2 separate regions of the Homo sapiens genome follow, and region 2 is linked to region 1. A link is an interaction called in ENCODE POLR2A ChIA-PET data of the cell type or tissue named here. Cell type or tissue: IMR-90. All regions are shown on one strand. Each heading gives the region's core, and the rest is flanking DNA. Links, peaks and the distances in the headings are about the cores only. Region 1 overlaps ESR2 (estrogen receptor 2). Region 2 overlaps SYNE2 (spectrin repeat containing nuclear envelope protein 2).

Region 1 (4,400 bases), core at 267-4,266:
ACATCATTAAGTTGTTTACTTCAAGATTTTCTACTTTTTAGATGTAGGCACTTAAGCTATAAACTTTCCTCTTAGTACTGCTTTCACTGTATCCTATAGGTTTTGGTATGTTGTTTCCATTACCATTTGTTTCAAGAAATTTTTAATTTCCTTCTTAATTTCTTCATTGACACACTGGTTGTTCAGGAGTATATGGTTTAATTTCCATGTTTGTATAGTTTCCAAAATTCTTTATTGATTTCTAGTTTTATTCCATTGTGGTCAAAGAAGGTGCTTGATTTGATTCCAGTTTTTTTGAATGTTTTAACACTTGTCTTGTGGCCTAATATATGGTATATCCTTCAGAATGATCCATGTGCTGAGGAAAAGAATGTGTATGTTGCAGCCACTGGATGAAATATTCTGTAAATATCTATTAGGTCCATTTGGTCTTTAGTGCAGATTAAATCTGACATTTCTTTGTTGATTTTGTGTCTGGATGATCTGTTCGATGCTGAAAGTGGAGTGTTAAAGTGTCCAGCTATTACCATATCAGTCTGTCTCTCTCTTTAGCTCTAATAATATTTGCTTTATATATCTGTGTGCTCCAGACATATTTACAATTGTTATATTCTCTTGCTGAATTGACATCTTTATTATTAGTGACCTTTTTTGTCTCTTTTTATAGTTTTTGTCTTGAACTCTATTTGGTCTGGTCTAAGTATAGCCACTCCTGCTCTTTTTTGGTTTCCATTTGCATGAAATATTTTTCCATCCCTTTATTTTCAATCTACATGTGTCTGAGGTGGGCTGATCTCCTGAGGTCAGGAGTTCGAGACCAGCCTGGCCAATATGGTGAAACCCCATCTCTACTAAAAATACAAAAATTAGCCAGGCGTGGTGGTGGGTGTCTGTAATCCCAGCTACTTGGGAGGCTGAGGCAGGAGAATCCCTTGAACCTGGGAGTCGGAGGTTTCAGTGAGCCGAGATTGCACCATTACACTCCAGCCTGGATGACAGAGTGAGACTCTGTCTCAAAAAAAAAGAAAAAAAAAGTTGTAGTTATTGTTTTTCATTGGTTCTTCCTTTAGACTTTCTACTCAAAATATGAGGTTACAAACCACAATTAACAGTGTTATATTATTCTGTGGTTTTCTATGTACTTACTATTACCAGTAATGAAAATAGGTAAATTTTATTGTATGCATATTATATCTCAAACTCAACTTTTAAAAATTGGCTCCCATATTTTAAATCAATGAAAAATGAATGGATTTATTAAGTAAAATGATGTGGAGAAAATTAACGAGAGATAAATACATTTGGTTATTTCATTCAGTATGCCAAAATAAATTTCTTTTGAATTAAATAATAAAATGTAAAAACAAACTATTAAATAACAAAATATGCGCAAAAGTTTATATAATGCCTGGGTATGAAAGGACTTTTTTTAGGCTTAAAAACTATACACAAAACTATCAAAGTTGGTAATATTTGACTATTTAAAGATTAACTATTTCTGCATATCAAAATCAGAGTCAAGTGGAAAAAATATTTGTCATACATGTAATAATAGGTTAATATATAAAGCACACAATAAATTTATCAAGCAAATGCCAGAACCCAATATAAAAACGGGCAAAATCTCTGAATAAAGAAGATAAAAGAGAAAATACAAATGGCAGATAGATTTATGAGAAAACATTTACCTCACTAATAAAGAGAAGCAAATTGAAACCAAAAGATACTATACATCACGTATCAATGTAGCAAGGTTTTTTTCTTTTTGATAAGAGTCAATGCTACCAAGAGGTTGGAAAAAGCGACACTCACACTGCTGGTAAAAGAGCAAGTCTGTACAACCTTCTTAAGACTTGAACACTTGAAAACATCTGTCAAGAACTTTAAACATTAATGCACTCTGACCCCACAGATTTGTTCTAAAAACATATCCAGAGAAACTTATTTTTTTCAAAACTTCATGAACAAATAAAGTAACCATAGCATTAAAACAATGAAAATAATTGATAGGGCCTTCAATAATAAAGAGTTAAATAAATTAAATCTGATCATAAGATAGAATATTACACAGTTGTGCAGTTGTGAAAAGGGTCTCTGGAAATTTAACAACAGAAATGCTTATACGACAATATTAAGTGAAAAATGATACAGAACTCTGTGTATAAGCCCAATTAATTTTGAAAAATCATATTCAAGGAATTGGTAAGTGCCACTAGTGAACAAAATGGACAAAAATCCTTGCCCTCATGGAATCTATAATCTATTGTCTTGTTCACCACTGCATCCGTAGAGCCTGGTACAATGCTCAATAAATATTTGTTAAATGAACACCAATAGGAAAGAGAACAAAAAGTAAAGGATAAGCTCAAAAAATAAGCCATGCTGTCATCTGGACCAGATGAAGTGATGAGGTCCTTCTCCCTATGTCCTCCTTCCTCTGTGCTCCATAACCCAGTAGAGAAACAACAGCACTTATCACTCTGATGGCAACTCATTGTGTGAAGAAGCCAACAAAGTATCAATGGAAAAGCAAGCACAACACAGCTTCCAGTGCATTTGTACAGTGAAGGGGACAGGTACATGACTAAGATATGGTCAATTAGCTTATAAATCAAGTTAGCAAGACAAGTTTAAAATTATAAAAAACATAAGAATGGGCCAGGTGCGGTGGCTCACACCTGTAATCCCAGCACTTTGGGAGGCCGAGGCGGGCGGATCACAAGGTCAGGAGATCGAGACCATCCTGGCTAACATGCCGAAACCCTGTCTCTACTAAAAATACAAAAAATTAGCAGGGTGTGGTGGCCAGCTCCTGTAATCCCAGCTACTTGGGAGTCTGAGGCAGGAGAATGGTGTGAATCTGGGAGGCAGAGCTTGCAGTGAGCCGAGATTGTGCCACTGCACTCCAGCCTGGGTGACAGAATGAGACTCCATCTCCAAAAAAAAAAAAAAAAAAAAAAAAGTTACATGCAAGGAATTTCTCAATACTGTACCATCCTGGCCTATTTGAGACAATTTTAAAAATAAGTGGCCACTTTCAGTTACTGTAATGCACTTATATCAAAGACAGGAAGCATGCAAAGAAAGGATCATTTAGGCACTACAACTGTACAACTGTAACAGCTTTAACTCTTTCCTCTTTGCACATTTAGAATTTGACATTCCTGTCTGATGCAGCAGGAAGGAAGAAACAACATAGAGAAGCAAAGGAAATTTACTTTCAATTGTTATTAGCTGTAGTCTCAGGGGTCAAAGATGTTTCAAGCAGACCAATGTTTCCCCAAAAGCAAAAAAAAAAAAGAAGGATCTCTTTTTAAAAGATATGGTTAGTAGTAATAGGTCCAAACGTTCTTAAGGGGTAAAATCCTAGAAACTCAGCAAGATACAAAATAGTCATCGTATCAAGAATTCAGTTCAGAATTTCAGAAAATCAATATTGTTCTTATCATATAGCCAGGAAATGGACTTGGCCTTATAATCTACTGTTAAGATTGTCACAAATAAAATATTTGAGCACTGAATATGTTTTCATATAATCAACCTTATTTCATCTTTAGAAAATCCCTATGAGTATCTCCATTTCACAGAGGAGGAAACAGGCTAGGAGGTGAAGTCGCAGAGCTAGTAATTATAAAATCCAGGACAAAGAGGCTGCCATTCATACAGGGTGAATTTCAGGGGACAGGTAGGAAGGTGACTACCAACATTTCACTCCTCACCATATCCTGGATTCTATCAGTATTTCTCTGCTTAAGGTAAAACATCCTCTTAGAGTTATCAATGGGTGAGTTAATTTAGTAAATTGCTATTTGCCATTTACACACTATGAATTCTCTCAACGTTGCTTTTCTTAACTGGCAAAGAACAAAGCATTGGGGCTTTGATAGAAAAAGGAAGGGAGCTTTCAGATGGAAACATAGGGTGTTGCCTGGGAGGGAGCAGTTGAGGGACAGGTTATGGGGCAAATAGAGAAAACAAGAGTAAGCAAGAAAGTGACTTCAGCAAATCAGGGCTGGTACGAGAGAAGGAGTGTAGCAAAGACACATGCAGGGAGATGAGCTGACCAGCCTTGAAATCAGGGGTGCACAACTTGAAGTTTATAAACCAAAAAATAAAATTCTAAGGCCCCTCAACCATCTGAATGGGTCCCTCCTCTTGGCCAAGGGCATTACAAAGTTAACCTGAAAAATAAGTTTAGGCCATGATGGAACAAGGGAGACAGACATGGTTCATTATACCCTCCCTCCCCTTTTGGAATCACTGATAGAACAGACCCTTTAAGACCCCTAAGAAATATTTACAATCTATTCTCTCTGAAGCCTGCTACCTGGAGGCTTCATCTGCATGATAAAACCTTGGTCTCCACAATCCCTTATTGTAACCCAATCATTGCTTCCTAC
Region 2 (4,400 bases), core at 207-4,206, 110 kb before region 1:
TCCAGAATAGCCTTAAAATCAGCCTGATTAATAAAATTCTATAGTTTCTGCACGTGAATCCATTTATATCAGAAAGTCTCAGGCAGGGGTCAGAGTTGCATTGATTCTTGAAACAGCATGAAAGCAGATACCTAAACTGTTTGACAACTGAAATATAAAGTACATGAGTACTCAGGTTGTCTCCAGTTTCTATACACTAGAAGCCTCGACTCTATTAGTCAGTGGTCACTTTTAGTTTTGAACTGACAAATTTCGGAAAAGCGCCAGTGATATACATCATTTCAAGAAAGCCCAGCCTTTTCAGCTATTTAAAATAAATAATAACAAAAGATCATGCCTACGTTTTCAGGGCAAATATTCTCCTAGATTTTGATGGAGCAGCAGCGGGTAGGGAATTGTGGTTTGAAAGGAGGAAGAGGTGTTTGCCATCCCTTTTTCTTCTGCAGGAGCTGCAGCATGATGTGCAGAAAACAAAAGAAGCCTTTCTCCAAAATTCCAGTGTCCTGGATCGACTCCCACAACCCGCAGAGTCCAGCACCCACATGCTCCTCCCGGGCCCCCTGCACTCTCTCCAGAGGGCTGCTTATTTGGAAAAGATGCTGCTTGTGAAAGCAAATGAATTTGAGGTTCATCTTTTCTTTCCATTCAAGTTTTAGTCTTAGACATTTGCATTCCATCCTCAATCCCTTGTATCCTTTGAAGCAGTAGTGCTTTACGGGCTGCTCCTTAGCAAAATTACAGACTGAAGCTGCTCCCAAATGTATACGATTCTAGCTTCAATCACATGGGCAGATCTTAAGCAATCATTTCTTCCTTATTGAAGATGTTAGTTCTAGAAGTCATATATGTATTATATTGCATACATTGTTCAGATCTCACAGTTATTTGGATTTCTGAGTCAAGTAATTGAGCCATAGAAGTAGCTGCTTAAAGCATGATGATTTGTCATATCTTCGTGTCTTCATTCACTTTTTTTTATTTTGAGACAGACTCTTGACCTGACACCCAGGCTAGAGTGCAGTGGCATAATCTTGGCTCACTGCAACCTCCACCTCCCGGGTTCAAGCGATTCTCCTGCCTCAGCCTCCCGGATAGCTGGGACTACAGGCACCCACCACCACGCCTGGCTTGCTTATTTATTTATTTATTTATTTATTTATTTATTTATTTATTTTGAGATGTCTCGTTCTGTCGCCCAGGCTGGAGTACAGTGGTGTGATCTCAGCTCACTGCAAGCTCCGCCTCCTGGGTTTATGCCATTCTCCTGCCTCAGCCTCCCGAGTAGCTGGGACTACAGGTGCCTGCCACCATGCCTGGCTAATTTTTTTGTATTTTTAGTAGAGACAGGGTTTCACCATGTTAGCCAGGATGGTCTCAATCTCCTGACCTCGTGATCCACCTGCCTTGGCCTCCCAAAATGCTGGGATTACAGACGTGAGCCACTGTGTCTGGCCGGCTAATTTTTGTATAATTAGTAGAGATGGGGTTTCGCCACATTGGCCAGGCTGGTCTTGAACTCCTGGCCTCAAGTGATCTACCCACCTTGGCCTCCCAAAGTGCTGGGATTACAAGCATGAGCCACTGCTCTCAGCCTTCATTCACTTTTTATAAAGCCTTTAGTGCAGGAGCTGTCAACAAGCTACACAGAAGGCCATGGAGTTGCAGTATCACATCTCAGTACCAGCAGGAAAACAAACAAACAAAAAAGCACATTTAACTAGTGGGACTGAGAGAACGGAGTGCTCACTGACTCTCTATGTGGTCTCCTCAGGCGGGTGATCTGTCCATTTGGGAAGGCTCAAAGGCACGAGTGAAAAATCAGGGGGCTTCTGAATATTTATCTATGATTCTTGAGATAATAGTGAACTTCTGGGTGTTGAAAACAACTTGAATTTACTTTTTTTTATTTTTTGTTTTTTTTTGTTTGTTTGTTTGTTTGTTTGAGACAGGGAGACAGGGTCTTATTCTGTCACCCAGGCTGGCGTGCAGTGGCATAATTACAGCTTACTGCAGCCTTGACCTCCCAGGTTCAGTTGATCCTCCTGCCTCAGCCTCCCAAAAAGCTGGGACCACAGGCTCACACCACTATGCCCAGCTAATTTTTTATTTTTTGCAGAGATGGAGTCTGCCTATGTTGCTCAGGCTGGTCTTGAACTCCTGGGCTCAAGCAATCTTCCCACCTCGGCCTCCCAAAGTGCTGGGATTACAGCCATGAGCCACCGTGCCTAGCCAAAAACATCTTGAATTTTTAGCAGCTCCCAAGCCTGTGTTTAATTCTGTTTTATATGTACATGAAAATAGTTTCTAATGAAAATTTCTCTTGTTCTAGTTTGTTCTCTCACAGTTTAAGGATTTTGGAGTCCGGCTGGAATCTTTAAAAGGTCTTATTATGCATGAAGAAGAGAATTTGGATAGACTTCACCAACAGGAAAAAGAAAATCCTGACTCATTCCTGGTATTGCCAATATTTGTCTTTTCTAAGGGCTTAGACTCACCATAAGGTTAAAAAAAATAAGCTGATTACTGTGAACTTATGGAATGCTTGCATCCTAACTCACTCTTATTTTTTTTTTTTGAGACGGACTCTCGCTCTGTCACCCAGGCTGGAGTGCAGTGGCACGATCTCGGCTCACTGCAACCTCCACCTCCCGGGTTCAAGCCATTCTCCTGCCTCAGCCTCCCAAGTAGCTGGGACTACAGACATGTGCCACCATGTCCGGCTAATTTTTGTATTTTTTAGTAGAGATGAAGTTTTACCATATTGGCCAAGCTGGTCTTGAACTCTTGACGTCAGGTGATCCGCCTGCCTCGGCCTCCCAAAGTGCTGGGATTACAGGCCTGAGCCACTGCGCCTGGCCTAACTCACCCTTGAGCACAGTCATTTTTATGCCATTCATTACTGTCCTATTTTCCCTCAGGCCTAGAAAAAGTAGGATGACATAGGGATCTCTTTTAGTAATACGTCAGAGTAATTTGTAGTAGATGTTTTTTCATAATTACCGTCAGTGAACTGAAATAATCTAGAAATTGGCTGTTGTGATTAATTGAATTTTTCTGGTTAGTTTAATATAAAAAAAATTCTATTATGCATTTTTCTTTACCTTCGTAAGTTTAGTTTAGTAAACATAAATGACTGAAAGAATTAGATCTGGTCTTGTAACTCTCCTAGGAATCAATATTCATAACTTAGATCAGCAGTCAACAAACTGTGGTGCACTGTCCATCACTGATTTTTTTTTAAATAAAATTTTGATGGAACACAGCCATGCCCTTTCATTTACATATTGTCTATTATAGTTTTCACGCTACAAGGGCAGAGTTGACTAGTTGCTACAGAGACCATATGGCCCACAAATGCCTAAAATATTTATGATCTGCCCTTTTACAGAAAAAGTTTGCTTATCCTGACCTAGAATATTACAGCAGAGTTCTGTAGTGGTAACTTCAATATTGTTAAGGATGTTTGCTTGTCAGCTTAGAAGCTGTCGCTGGAATATCTTTTTAAAAATGAAATTTTGATAAGTTTGCTTTCTTGCAATGTCATGTTCTATCAAAATATGGGTGTTTAAGTCCCTTGCTCTGCTAGAGTTATTTTAAGAATCAAATTTTCATCACTCTGTGCTTGACCTGTTTGTTGAAGGCCAGGTTATTGGCAGACTAAATGGGACTTAAAAGCCCAGAATTGGTCCTTTTTTAAAAAGCATGTTAGGCTGGGTGCAGTGGCTCACGCCTGTAATCCCAGCACTTTGGGAGGCCGAGGCAGGTGGATCATCCAAGGTCAGAGTTTTAGACCAGCTGGCCAACATGGTGAAACTAAAAATACAAAAATTAGCCAGGTGTGGTGGCAGGCACTTGTAATTCCACCTACTTGGGAGGCTGAAGCAGGAGAATCGTTTGAACCCAGGAGGCGGAGGTTGCAGTGAGCCGAGATCATGATACTGCAGTCCAGCCTGGGCGACAGAATGAGACTCCATTCCGAAAAATAAAAAATAAAAAAGCCTATTTTCTGTATTCTTCGGTGACAAAATCTGAGATAACTTTCTATTTCCTGGGCTGTTTGGGTGCTGGCCGTGTTGCAGGTTGGTATTCTAGAAGGCACAGCATTGAGATAGCTGAATTCAGGTCCCACTCTAACATTAGCAAGCTGTTTGACTGTGGGCAAGTCATTTGCCTGTTCAGGCCCCAGTTTTCCTTTATCTTTGAGGTAAGGAGGGTTTTTTGTCATCTAGATATCTTATTGGCATCCAAAAACCTGTACTTCAATTTTTTAAAAATAGAATCATGTGCTGGCACTGACAGCCCAATCACCTGATATTGAACATTTGAATGAAGTGAGCCTCAAGCTCCCACTTAGTGACGTAGCTGTGAAGACGTTACAAAATATGAACCGGCAATGGATT

Evidence for each region. ChIA-PET counts read pairs that join two places held together with the same protein. Peaks named below come from ENCODE experiments on the same cell type or tissue, not always from the same donor. Only the 100,000 strongest peaks of a DNase experiment are listed, where the experiment ranks them.
Region 2: POLR2A ChIA-PET joins it to region 1 with 9 read pairs; 4 of 35 experiments call an interaction of 5 or more read pairs at or near these places.

Annotation. Positions count from the first base shown.
Region 1 is chr14:64,274,688-64,279,087 of GRCh38, forward strand. All of the region lies in intron 3 of ESR2 (estrogen receptor 2), which reads right to left. Among named protein-coding and RNA genes, the nearest start is that of ESR2, 17 kb to the right of the region's middle. In IMR-90, for the core only: no CTCF peak of the experiment used is centred there; no DNase peak of the experiment used is centred there.
Region 2 is chr14:64,162,956-64,167,355 of GRCh38, forward strand. SYNE2 (spectrin repeat containing nuclear envelope protein 2) reads left to right here. Exons shown (of 116, transcript NM_182914.3): 89 at 447-626; 90 at 2,330-2,455; 91 at 4,278-4,400. Among named protein-coding and RNA genes, the nearest start is that of MIR548H1, 70 kb to the left of the region's middle. In IMR-90, for the core only: no CTCF peak of the experiment used is centred there; a DNase peak (open chromatin) is centred at 2,466; H3K27ac peaks cover 309 bases.